2 separate regions of the Mus musculus genome follow, and region 1 is linked to region 2. The links are chromatin contacts, found by Hi-C or POLR2A ChIA-PET in ENCODE. All regions are on one chromosome and are shown on one strand. The core of a region is the stretch at or near the end of the contact, and the rest is flanking DNA. Distances in the headings are between cores, read along the strand shown. Region 1 holds the start of Snhg5 (small nucleolar RNA host gene 5). Region 2 has its middle 19 kb from the start of Gm28231.

Region 1 (6,532 bases), core at 5-2,504, 280 kb after region 2:
CACTCACATGCACTCCTGCTGCAGGATCTTCACAGGCGGACTGGCATCTCTCGCAAGTTCTTGTGTCACTGGCCCTAAAATATAAAAACAAAAACACAGGCATTACGTCATTGCCAACATTAAAGAAGAACACAATAGTCCTTTGCAATGGTCCATCTCAGAAGCCAGATCCGTAATTATGGTTTTTCAACAGGAATTCAGGTTCGGGATAGGATCATCATAGACTAGACCAACGACAGTAAGCTCAGCAGAAAACAAAACAGAGCACCACTCACATGCACTTCTGCTGTAGGATCTTCACACGCAGGCTGGCATCTCACTGGTCAGCATTCACTACAGAAAGAGGTACCATGACATGCTATGAGTAAGAACTGCATTAACAAGACTACCACTTAAACACAATGGTCTTCTCTCAGAAGCTGCATTTATCTTCAGGTCATCATCTTCGGGATGTATTTCATCACTGTTCTGACCCGGTATGTCTCACAACTGTTTGTACAATCAATTTGTACACCATGCATTCACAACAGTCACTCCAAATTGCAAAGGCCAGAGTAGTTTGGCCAGGACTACTTCACAATACATTTCCAGGAACCCGGATTCTTACTTCACAACGGTATGTTTGCATGCTTACAAGGGAAAAAATCTAGGCTTCAATACACACCCTTTAAAACGGTCATGTTTTAAGCATGTTTCTTTCATTTATCAATTCTCTCAGATGCTTTGGGCTCCCCTCCATCTAATATAATGAAAAATCAAAAAACAAAATTTAAGCATCACACATCACTTCCTATTGCACTATAACAATATTCTTAAAATATAGAAGCTGCATCGCCTTTACCTTGGTTTCTTCTTGTAGCTGCTTTGAAGACGCGAAGAACAATGGCGCCATTGTCCTTGTGAACGTGCATATAATAGGATGTCTCTTTCGGTGACTCTAGTACCTTCGGAACAGCACAAAAGGCTGCAAACCCTGCTGTAAAAACCTACCCACGCGGGGACTCAGGAACTAGAACGCATGCGGCCTTCAGTCAGGCCGCTTAGTACGAATCTCACTGGGGCCCAGACTCCAATCCCGAAATATCATTAGCTGCTGCGCACTTCTCCGAGGAAGTTTACACCAGTACCCTAAGTTCAAGTCTCAGAAGCCTCCAAATCCTCGTTGCACCCCTATATTTCACTTGGTCATCCGACTGTAACTCACTCACCGACAAGACAAAGAATATCTTAGGCTCCGTCGTAAAAGAACGAGCCCGGTTCACCGCAGCTCCTTTTATAGTCTCCTTTGTGCGAGATCGAGGCTGCCCCTCCCTCTGTCACTGATTGGACGCGAGAGTACGTGGGGGCGTGGCTTTTCATGAAGCAACGCGTGGGAGCGCGCGCCTTGGACCTCTTTTTTTTTTTACAGGCCATTCCGGGGCGTGGTGCGCGCCGCCCGCCCGCCGCCGCGTGCATCTCCGTTGCTGCGCGCGCTCCCGCTGGCTCGCCGCCACCGGTCTCTTCCGAGTCTGGCGGGGTGGCTCAGCTCGACGTGGCGTGGGAGTGGCGCCAGAATTCAAACGAACTGCCGCAGTTGGAGGCGAGGTCACCGCCTGCTTCGAGCCTAGTCGACACGGACGGTCGGCGGCAGGGAGTGGCCTTGACTTCGCCGCGCAGGCAGCTTTGAGCGCCGCTGGTGGAGAAGCTTGGTTGCTACGGTGGCCAGCGCTGCGCTTGTGTATTCAGCGGGGCAGCCGAAGGGACCTGGGAGGACAGAATTACGCGGGTGAAAACCGAAAAGCTCTCCGTTTATCCTTCCTGCATTCTGGGGGTGCCGCTGGTCTGCAGACAGCCATGCTGTCCAGTGCAGGCTTATCCAACGCCTGCTTGGGCGCTCAACCAGGTCCAACACCAGATTCCCCCGCCCCCCCAAGTCTCCCACTCCGGGAAACAGACACTAGTGACAGTTATACTGTCAGAATGCTGAGAAGTTAAACATTCCGTTTCACAGAGGAGAAAGCAAGTCAAAAGCCGCCAGTTGGCCTAAGGTCACATAGCTATCCTTTGCTATTTTTTAAGTTTCTCCCTTCTAAATTATCTGCAGAAAAAAACTTAAGACTTCAAAGGTCAAATATATAATTCAAAGTAATTTAAATGTATGGATACACACATTTGGATATTTTAGCACTTGGAAGCTCGGGTCTTTATTTTGTAGCATTTTTTACTAATTATGTGTGCATTTGCTGTCAGTTTACATTAACAGTTATCCTCTGATCACCATACTTATAGACTGTGGCATGCATGCCCTCACACACATCATGCACACATGTGATAGTAATGGTAATAAGTGAATAAAAGCCGTTTGGGTAAGAACATCACATAAGGTTTGCCATAGAAAGAAGGTAGGGAATAGAATCACATGGTAAAAGCTTGTCACAGCATCTGGTTAAGGACTGTGCCTCTGGGCTACATTTCAAGCCTGTGGTCTTAATTTGGTTCTTTTTAAATCTATGTGCCCAGGTACACACATGCATGCAGAGGCTGAAGGGCAGCCTTAGGTGTTATCCTCGCAAGCACCATTTATTCCCTTTTGAGATAGGGCCTCTTACTGATCTGGAGCTCAGGAATCAGGCTAGACTGGCTGAGCACAAGTCTAGGAGATCCTTCTGTTTCTGCCTTCCAGCTCAGAAATTATAAGCATGGGCCACAACTAACATTTTTATGTGGTTCTGGGACTCAAACAATTATAAGTCCCTAGGCCTGCAAATCTAATGCTTTATCTATTAGAACCATCTCCACAGCTACAGTATTAGGTTTTTAAAGTTTTTAGATGAATGTTATCTTCAAAATGATTTTAATATGTATTTTTATTCTTTTTTTTTAAAGGCTCACCTTATTTTATCTATATGAATGCACTGTCGCTGTCTTCAGACACACCAGAAGGGGGCATCGGATCCCATTCCAGATGGTTGTGAGCCACCATGTGGTTGCTGGGAATTGAACTCAGCACAAGCAGTCAGTACTCTTAACCACTGAGCCATCTCTCCAGCCCCTTAGTTTGCTTTCTGTTGCTATGATAAACATAATGACCAAAATCAACTTGGGGAGGGAAAGGTTTATTTCAACTTAAAACTTCTCTAGTCCACCATGAAGGGAAGTTAGGACAGGAACTCGTGCAGAGATCATAGATGAATAGCTGCAGCTTAGTTGTGTGTGTGTGTTTGTGTAACCCAGGTCAATACTGCCTAAGGACCACAGGCAACACAGAGCTCCCACATTAATCGGTAACCAAGAAAGCCAGCCAGACTTGTCTACAGACCAATCTGAAGGAAGCATTTTCTCACCCGAGGTCCCTTTTCCCAGATGACTTTAGCTTGTGTCAAGCTGATAAACAAAACCCAATTAGGGTTAGTTAGACAACTTCTGCAAACCTGCCAAGCCCCGGGGTCTGTCTAGAAGGCTTGGCTGGAAGAAAGGTTGGCTGTGGGGTTTCCCTGGGGTTGGGGGGGGATAAACATCCCTTAGGGGGCTCACTGACTGGTGTCCAGAAGAGAGTGTGTGAAGCCTGACAGCATCTCTTTGCTTCCCAAGACACTTCCCTGCTTGCCATCCTCTGTCAAACAGCCACGCCTCGATGTACGAGCAGGTGTGGCTGATGAAATGGCTCTTCCTCAGTAGCCTAATGGTTCCTCGCTGCCCCTTAAAGCCTATGGTGGTGAGAGAGAGCGTTGATGTTCTGGTGACTCCTCTAGTTCTGTTAGCACGCTTCACCCAGGGTGGGTTAACGTCTGGTGGGTAGGCCAGGTACCTGCAAGACTGTCATATGGAGTGTCAACCAAGGAGGACACTCTGGCTTTGGCCCCAGCTTCTGGGACATGGGTGCTGAACATGGAGGTTCTATAGTCCATCAAATGCCAGAGCCTCGGGGTTTTCACACTTCCAGCCGGTCTGTGAGTGACAGCGGGTGTGTTTTGCCTACCAGGCCTGGTCTCCACAGCTCCTTCCTTGCATAGAGCTTTGCAGGCATGGTGTTATTTAATCCTCTCCATAGCCCTGTGAAGTTGCTCAGGACAAACCATTTATGGGGTCAAATATATGAGGCTTCAAAAATTGAAATTACACACAAAAATGACTCCTATTCAACTGGCCATCTTGGCTTAAGAGGCCTCTCTGGGTCATGCCTCTTTCCCACCAGGTCTAGACTTCTGACAGGGGCCCCAAGTGTATCCAAGGATGTAATCTGCATCTCAGGCCATGAAAGCCCAGTATCCTGCATTGACCTTGTCAGGTCACAGGGCCCTGGCAACGTGAGCTGGCCACAGGCATCCTATTGTTGAGGTTTAGTCCATTGCTATGTATTGTAATGCCGAATTCTCTATCTGAAGGTCTAGGCTTAGGCGTGACTTCTCATGTTTACAAGTTTTCGTTGTGCAAACTTTGTTTCTTGATTGAAAGCTGGAGGGGTTAGAGATAGGTGAATTTGGAGTAACTTGGTTGGATTGGGGGGGGGGAGACAAGGGATAAAGAGGAAGAACAAGGGAGAAAGAGGAGAAAGCCTCATGAGGGGAGGGGAACCATGAGCACGGGACCAGGAGAAACAGTGAGTACCTGGGCTACAGCGCTGGGGAGGTAGCCAGGCCAGCAGTTGGAGGAGTAGATTAAAGGTCACCTCCCCAGTAATTGTCAAAGCCAAATAAAAGAACCATAGTCTGAGTCTCATTTATTTATAATCTAGTTGGGGCTAAGCTTAAATTGTTCATACTCCGCCTATAAACAGCAAGTCCGGCAGTGGCATTTTTCTCAAGATCTTTGAGTCTGATAGATGTCCTGGACCATACTACTTCGCTAATGCTAAGAATTTGTTGTGCTGTTGGGAAGTGATGGCGCACGCCTTTAATCCCAGCACTTGGGAGGCAGAGGCAGGCAGATTTCTGAGTTCAAGGCCAGCCTGGTCTACAGAGTGAGTTCCAGGACAGCCAGAGCTATACAGAGAGACCCTGTCTCAAAAAAAAAAAATTGTAGTGCTGAGGAACATCTATACTTAAAACAAAATCAGAGCCTATTATATATAAGGAGTGGCAAAGCTTTCATTCAGAGGTCTTAAGTTTTCAATTAGCAATAATCACGCCTTGGATAAAACTCATTGGTTACGATACTGCCACTGCGCAAAGCTGATTCAGAGATCTTAAAAGTCACATATGGTTTGGAGCTGAGACAAAAGGATGGACCATCTAGAGATTGCCATATCCAGGGATCCATTTCATCATTAGCCTCCAAACGATGACACCATTGCATACACTAGCAAGCGTTTGCTGAAGGGACCCAGATATAGCTGTCTCTTGTGAGACTAGGCCGGGGCCTAGCAAACACAAAAGTGGATGCTCACAGTCAGCTATTGGATGGATCACAGGGCCCCCAATGGAGGAGCTAGAGAAAGTATCCAAGGAGCTAAAGAGATCTGCAACCCTGCAGGTGCAACAACATTATGAACTAACCAGTACCCCGGAGCTCTTGACTCTAGCTGCATATGTATCAAAAGATGGCCTAGTCGGCCATCACTGGAAAGAGAGGCCCATTGGACTTGCAAACTTTATATGCCCCAGTACAGGGGAATGCCAGGGCCAAAAAGTGGGAATGAGTGGGTAGGGGAGTGGGGGGGAGAGCATGGGGGACTTTTGGGATAGCATTGGAAATGTAATTGAGGAAAATACATAATAAAATAAATAAATAAATAAATGCAGCAGTGGAAAAAAAGTCACATATGGTTATGTATGACCCTCCTTTCTGTCTACATGAAGCCAAATGTCCATTATCTTCCCCTTGAAAAGCTGCTGCTGGATGATTGCACTCCTTTATTCCCAGGTCTCAGCTGGCAGAGCAGGCCAACCTATGTGAATTTGACACCATCCTGGTTTACAGAGTGAGTTCTAGGACCGCCATGTCTCAAAAAACCAACCAAACAAAAAAACAAGAAAGAAAACAAGCTGCTGCTCCTGCCTTTTTCCCCTAGCCGAGTTGGTTTTGTTGTTGTTGTTGGTGGTGGTGGTGGTGGTAGAGTGTGTGTGTGTGTTGGGAATCAAACCCAGGCCTTCATAACACATGATAAACAACCTTCTTGAAGCAGCCCACCATATTCATGGGCTTCAGTTTCTTCATTCCCTGGCCCATTCTAGGTTGGCTTCTACTTTGTATTGTCATGGAAATTGTGCTTATCCAATTAATTTCTTGTTTGGATTCAGATTCCCTCTTACCTAACTTGACTTTCCTAGAACAGTTCTTAATTCTGCTAAACTTTATAGAAAAATTGCCTAAGCATTAAAAAAAAAAAATCAGAAGTGCCCCTTTCTTCTCAGAAGGAAGGTGTCAATTTACATAATGTAATTCCATCCTGGATGTGGCTTAGAAAAATTGTATTTTGCAAAGGCAGCTGATTTCAAAAAAGCAAGGAATAATATGGGCCAAAACAAAAGAAATAATGAAAGCCAAAACAGACATCTGGAAAGCAAGAGTGTGGCCTGGTGGGATGAAGTCCAGGAGGGAGAATGGACAGAGT
Region 2 (6,110 bases), core at 2,276-4,775:
AAAGGTACTGATAAGTACTAATGTTTCTACGAGCGATTTTTAATATTAAAAATCTGGGAATGAAAGCTGAGTGTTCAATAGCAGGGGTGGGAGATAGATTCGAGAGGCTGCTAGGTAGTAATTCAAACAAACGTGATCCAAATTCATGTTGGCCTGACCGACATCCAAAGTAGCACTGAGTCAGCACAAATTCTTAAGTACTGTTTACCGTCTAATTAGTATTCATAAAAACAAACCCAGAGAGATCAACAGTAAAAACAACAAATGTGAACGAGTGCTCCTCTGTGAACAATGTTTGCAGTTACTCTCCAAACATCCACACATGTCACCCTTCTTCACGAAGGGAACACCATCTGTCCCTGCCTGTCTACACAGCTGTGCATGCCAAGGATAAACAACAGCTACTGTTGACTTCGTTGGCTCAGAGGGAATGAGAGAGCAAAGTGTAAAAGAATATTTTTCACCTGTCCTTAAAATGGATTTATGTTGTTTGATTTGATTCTGTGACTTAAACATACAGTTCAGGCTTTTTTTTTTTTTTTTTAAAAGCAGTGGCTCGGGCACTGAGGTCAACAATTAATAGATGAGACTTCATGAAACTGAAAGGCTTCTTTAAGTCAAAGAACAATGTTAATAAGACAAAATGACAGCCTACAGATTGGGGAAAGATCTTCACTAACCCTACATCTGACAGAGGGTTAATATCCAAAATATATAAAGAACTCAAGAAGTTAAACTGCAACAAACCAAATAACTCAACTTAAAATGGGGTACAGTGCTAAACAGAGAATTCTCAGCAGAAGAACCTCGAATGGCCAAGAAACACTTTAAGAATGTTCAAAGTCCTTAGTCACCAGGGAAATGCAAATCAAAATAACTCTGAGATTCCATCTTACACTGGTCAGAATAGCTAAGATCAAAATCTCAAGGGACAGCTCATGCTGGCCCAGATGTGGACCAAGAGGAACATTCGTCCATTGCTGATGAGAGTACAAACTTGTACCACCACTCTGGAAATCAATTTGGCAGTTTCTTAGAAAATTGGGACTAGTTCTACCTCATGACCCAGCTATACCACTCCTGGGCATAGACCCAAAAGATGCTCCATCATTCCACAAAGACACTTGCTCACCTATGTTCATAGCAGCTTTATTCATAATAGCCAGAAACTGGAAAGAAGCCAGATGTCCTTCAACTAAAGAATAGATAAAGAAAAGGTGGTTCATTTACACAACTGAATACTACTCAGCCATTAAAAAATGAGGACATCGTGAATTTAGCAGGCAAATGGATGGAACTAGAAAATATCATCCTGAGTGAGGTAACCCAGACCCAAAAGGACATGCATGGTATGTACTCACTTATAAGTGGATATTAGCCATAAAGTACAGGATAACTATGCTATAATCAACAGACCCAAAGAAGCCAAATAACAAGGACAGCACAAAGGAGGATGGCCAAGTCTTTCTCAAAAGGGGAAAGAACTAAGTATCAGAGGTTGGTGGAACTGGGTGGGGAAGGGGATGGAGAGGGGAGCAGGATAAGAGGCAGAGATATAAGGAGATCAGGGAAGAGAGAAGGGAAATTGGGGGAGATGGATTCTAGGACATGCCAGAGACCTGAGATGGGTGGAGGCCCTAGGGGATATATGGAGGTGACTCTAACTGAAACTACTAGCAGTGGAGGATATGGATCCAGAAGTGGCCACTTCCTCTAGCCAGGCAGGACTACCAATAGGGGTGTAAAGACAGCAACCTAACCACAAAAACTTTGACCCAAAACGTGATGGCCCCAAATTGAGACCCATTCCATGGGCAAGAACCAATCCCTGACACGATTAATGATACTGCAAGTTATGCTTGCAGACAGGAGCCTAGCATAACGGACCTCTGAGAGGCTCCACAGAGCAGCCAATGGAAACAAATGCAGAGACTCACACCCAAACATTAGATGGAGCTCAGGGAGTCCTGTGGAAGAGTTCAAGAAGGACCAAGAGACTGGAAGAGGACAGGAACCCCACAGGAAGACCAACACAGTCACTAACCTGTATCCTTGGAAGTTTCCAGAGTCTGAATCACCAACCAATGAGCAGGCACAGGCTGGACCGAGGACCTCTGCAGATATGTAGCAGATGAGCAGCTTGGTCTTCATGTGGGTCCCCCAACAACTGGAGTAAGGGCTGTCTGTTGCCTGCCTGTCTGTGGATCCCATTTCCCTAAATGGACTGCTTTGCCTGGCTTCAGTGGGAGAGGATGCCCCTAGTCCCACAGGACTTGATTGCTGGAGTGGGGGAAGGGGGGTCGTGTATCTATCGTGGGAAGCTAACACCAAGAAGGAGGCTCCACCTTGCAAAGGAGAAAGAGGGTGGAATCCGGGAGGAGGATCTGCATGAGAGGGAGGAGGGGGAGCTGATATTGGGATGTAAAGTGAATGAATATACAAATTAATAAATTTAAATTTTGAAAAGGAAAGAAAAAGAAAGCCATGCAGTTGGCTAATCGCTAAAGAAGAGTCTTTCTGCTCCTCTCCTCAGTACAGTGACTGTCCCAGTCTCACTCTGGGCTCCCAGTATCAGACTCTGCCCTCCACTAAGGAGAGCTAGCTCTCAGTATATCCTCCTGAAGGGGTCACTCCTCCACCCCCACAGTCCCTGACACTAAGCCCAGGTTTTCTTTGTCTCGCTCTCCCAGATGAGGCAGCTAGGGTCATTTGCACAGCACCTACTCCAGCCAATCAACATTCCAACAAGAGGAGAGCTGTGCTCTTAGCTAAGAACGGCTAAGAATAGACCTTAGCTAAGGTACTGCTCGAAATTGATGGCTGCTGGGTAAAGAGGGAAATTTTTCTTCAAGGGTGTGGGCTGTGGTGGATGGCCCCACACTCATGCATGTGTACAACAGCACTCACTGAGTCGAAGGAGAAGGGGGAAAGAGAAGAAAGAAGGAGAACAAGGAGGAGGAGAAAGAGGAGGAGAAGCTGGTGAACTGGATAATGTCACTTGCCACAAAAACCTAGAGATTTGCATGCAATCCCCAGCCCCATTGAAATGTGAAGGAGCGAATTAACTCCATAAAGTTGTCTTATGTTTTCCACAGGGGCCGGAGGGACGGGAGGGGGGGTTGTAAGGAGGGGAGACAGGGGTACTGGGCAAGGCTGGGGGTGGAGGGGGGCACTGTGGGTCTGGGTCCACACTCTCATCACATACACTAGCGATAAATATCTCTAAAGAAGAAGATGTGAAGGTGAAAGGGTGTGTTGGGGGTCAGGGAGAGTCGGAGGCAGGGATCTGAGGTGGATATGATCACGATACTGAATACATTTATGAACTCGTCAAAAAATTAAATTTAAAATCTTCTAAAATATCAGGGCCAGCAAGATAGCTCAGCAGGTAAAGACATAGCCACTAAGTCTGACAACCTGAGAACAAGCCCGACGACCTACAATACAGGAGACAAACAACTTCCTAAAGTTGTCCTCGGAAATCCACACATGCGCTGTAGCACTCCCATGTGCCAATGCGTGCACCGGACAGAGGAAGGTCTGCCCTGGGCTAAATTCAGCTCACCGTGCAAATACACCAAGAAACCAGCAGAGGGGGATAATGTCTAGTAAAAAGAGTAAGAGTTACCTGTCGACTGCTTCGTATTGAGGCACCACTGGGGTAACCTTCCTAAGCTAGAAGGAAAACTCAGAGAACACAAGCCTGGACACGTGTTTCCTGATTTTGTGGCGGGAGATTTCAAGGCTGCTTAATGTCTGCCCTCTGGACTGGACTATGGCAGTCTCTTAGCAGTCCTGCTGTATTCATGAATCTTTGGGATAGTTTTAAGCCCTCATCTTGGGCACTTCAGTTGTGATCAAAATATTACTAAGGCTTGAGAAAAGCAAGCGAAAAACAGTTTACAACTGATAAAATTATTTTTAATAAATTATTTATCAGTTTGATCACATGGTTGCCAGTTCATTCATATGTGTGTGTGTGAATATAGTATATATTCATACATAAATACATACATACATACATATATGTGTGTGTGTGTGTATATATATGTATATATATAAAATGTAACTTGTACTCAAACATTTAAGCTACAAAAACCAGTCATTTCCAAAAGTGACAGAAGAAAATGAACTTTTATCCAATTTTTAAAAATTTTTTTTAAAAAGAGGAAGACAGGAAATAGACAGGAATACCTTGTCTAGTTGTCCCTCTCCTTTTCCTCACCAGACCTGCTCATCAAAGGAGAATGGAAGAGGCTGTCACTCCCTTCCTCACCAACACATCCTGCCCTGTTGAGATTTGGTTTCCTCTCAGAATTACGCCTGTCAAATGAAACTAATCATGTGAATATGTGCCATCATGAGCTACTGATGAAGCACACCCTAAGCTAAGGAGCAAATCAATCGATTAATTGTGACTTCAAAGATGAAAAGTGACTGTCGAATAGTGGAGTTGGGCAAAATGTGCCAAAGAGATCACCCTCGGGCACACACCCAAACTAGCCCTGGGAATGTTCAAAGAACGGTAAATTCTTTCACAGTCTCGAAAGTGTCTCAAGTACTGTTGGCGAAGACTGAGTCATTGCTCTCTGAACACAAAGTAAGTTCCTAGGAGCCTCTGCTCCTGGTGCTGCCATTAACAGGCCAACCAGAGCCTTCCGGTTGGAAGTGTTGGTTGCTGCAGTGTGGAAACACCTTATTTAATCTATAGCAATGATCCATAGACATCAAGCTCATCCGATGCCATCAAGGTCGTGCCTGAAGCTGGATGAATACACATTTTCTTGGTAAGACACATCATGAGTTTCTTCTAAGTCAAGCACTATACAGTATTTCAGAACGGTGCTTAGAGAGCATTTTGAACAGCAAAATCACCCTTTGAAAGCAGAAACTAAGCAGACCAGAGAGGGCCCTTCATTTATAGCAGGGGACTGAAAGGAGATGGAGTGTTTGTTTGGCCTCTGCTAGCAGCCTGTGTTGGGGGTAACTCAAGCTTTATCACTTAGTTTAAGCACATATTCATGGATAATTTTCAAAGTGCTGTGCATATTGACCTGTTAGGAACTGTAGGAATGAGCATTTTTGTACCAAAATTAAAGTTTGGGGTTATTGAGAACATTTCTGTTAATGTTTGCTCACCAAAATTGACTACCATCCCCTCAATAGGGCTACATTTCCATAACAAAAGGAGACAAGCCTGAATTACAACTAGTCATTAGGTCCTTTCCCACATTAAAGTATATGCCTCTAAGGGACACTTCCTGGGGCAGCGCTGGGTCACAGCCACCACGAAGTCATGGCCTGCCATTTCGTCCCCTGAGCTCTTATCAGGAAAAACAATTGTGCCCGGTGGTCGAGATGACTGTGGGTATCCACTATTTGAAAAGAACAACACTGGTGTACTTAAGAAATAATTCTGATGGTGACACCTTTGCTGTGCACGTCTCCCCTTTGCTGACGTGACTAAACTTGCACCCTCCTGTCTCTTTTTAAACTCTTCAGAGTGTAACAGCGCCTGAAAGAGATTTAAGGATGGCAGTGTATGCGGAATGCATAAGACTCAGTCTACATAAGTTTGTAAAATCTTCTGATTAAGGTAGGCTCCTCTTTGGGTATTAAGCAGAGCCTTTTATGAGATATAGTAAAGATATTTTTCTGTACTAATCTCTTAAGGGTGCAGAGTGATTTCTCACTGTGATATTAACTCTAGAACAAGCAAGGTACTGGTAGTTATCTAGGATTTTGCAGAGCTTGTTCCTTGGCATGGAAAAAGAATTCAGCTTCCAGGAAAGAGAAAAACTAAGCCACAGCAAAAATAACAACTTTATCACTTAGAGATGGGAGACCTAAGGCTGGAAGTGCACTAAGAGGATGCTGGCTTGGGTATACCCCTTTCTCCCATTGGTGCAGTTTAGTAACTACCAGAACCACCCCTCTATCCCTCCATCCCATTCCTTTCAGCCGATGTAGTCTCCGAAGATAAGGGGAACAGAGATGAAGAGAGGGGAGCCCTGTGAGAACCTACGGTGAATGACCACCCCTCACCAGGAGCAGCTTCAGGGAGTCAGATCAACTTTACTTGGGGCAATTCAAGGCTTACATAATTTAGG

What was found. A loop is a pair of places that touch in the nucleus more often than their neighbours do. ChIA-PET counts read pairs that join two places held with the same protein, here RNA polymerase II (POLR2A).
Region 1: POLR2A ChIA-PET joins it to region 2 with 21 read pairs in embryonic stem cell. The contact joins the promoter of Snhg5 here to the enhancer-like site in region 2. A Hi-C loop is called at or near these places in 5 of 37 maps with a recorded cell type or tissue (CH12F3, T-helper 1 cell, heart and 2 more). POLR2A ChIA-PET finds 5 or more read pairs at or near these places in 4 of 5 experiments (Patski and embryonic stem cell).

The regions. Positions count from the first base shown.
Region 1 is chr9:88,521,643-88,528,174 of GRCm38, forward strand. It overlaps Snhg5 (small nucleolar RNA host gene 5), which reads right to left and starts at 1,255. Exons shown (of 5, transcript NR_040721.1): 1 at 842-1,255; 2 at 665-739; 3 at 276-333; 4 at 8-74. It overlaps LOC115487267 (a small nucleolar RNA gene), which reads right to left and starts at 226; the gene lies at 155-226. It also overlaps the pseudogene Gm22985.
Region 2 is chr9:88,238,191-88,244,300 of GRCm38, forward strand. No RefSeq gene overlaps it. Among named protein-coding and RNA genes, the nearest start is that of Gm28231, 19 kb to the right of the region's middle. Within about 2 kb of position 3,526, at least 1 of the 3 ENCODE cell types and tissues checked has a DNase peak (open chromatin) inside an H3K27ac peak, as active enhancers do; it is heart, where a contact is called at or near this core.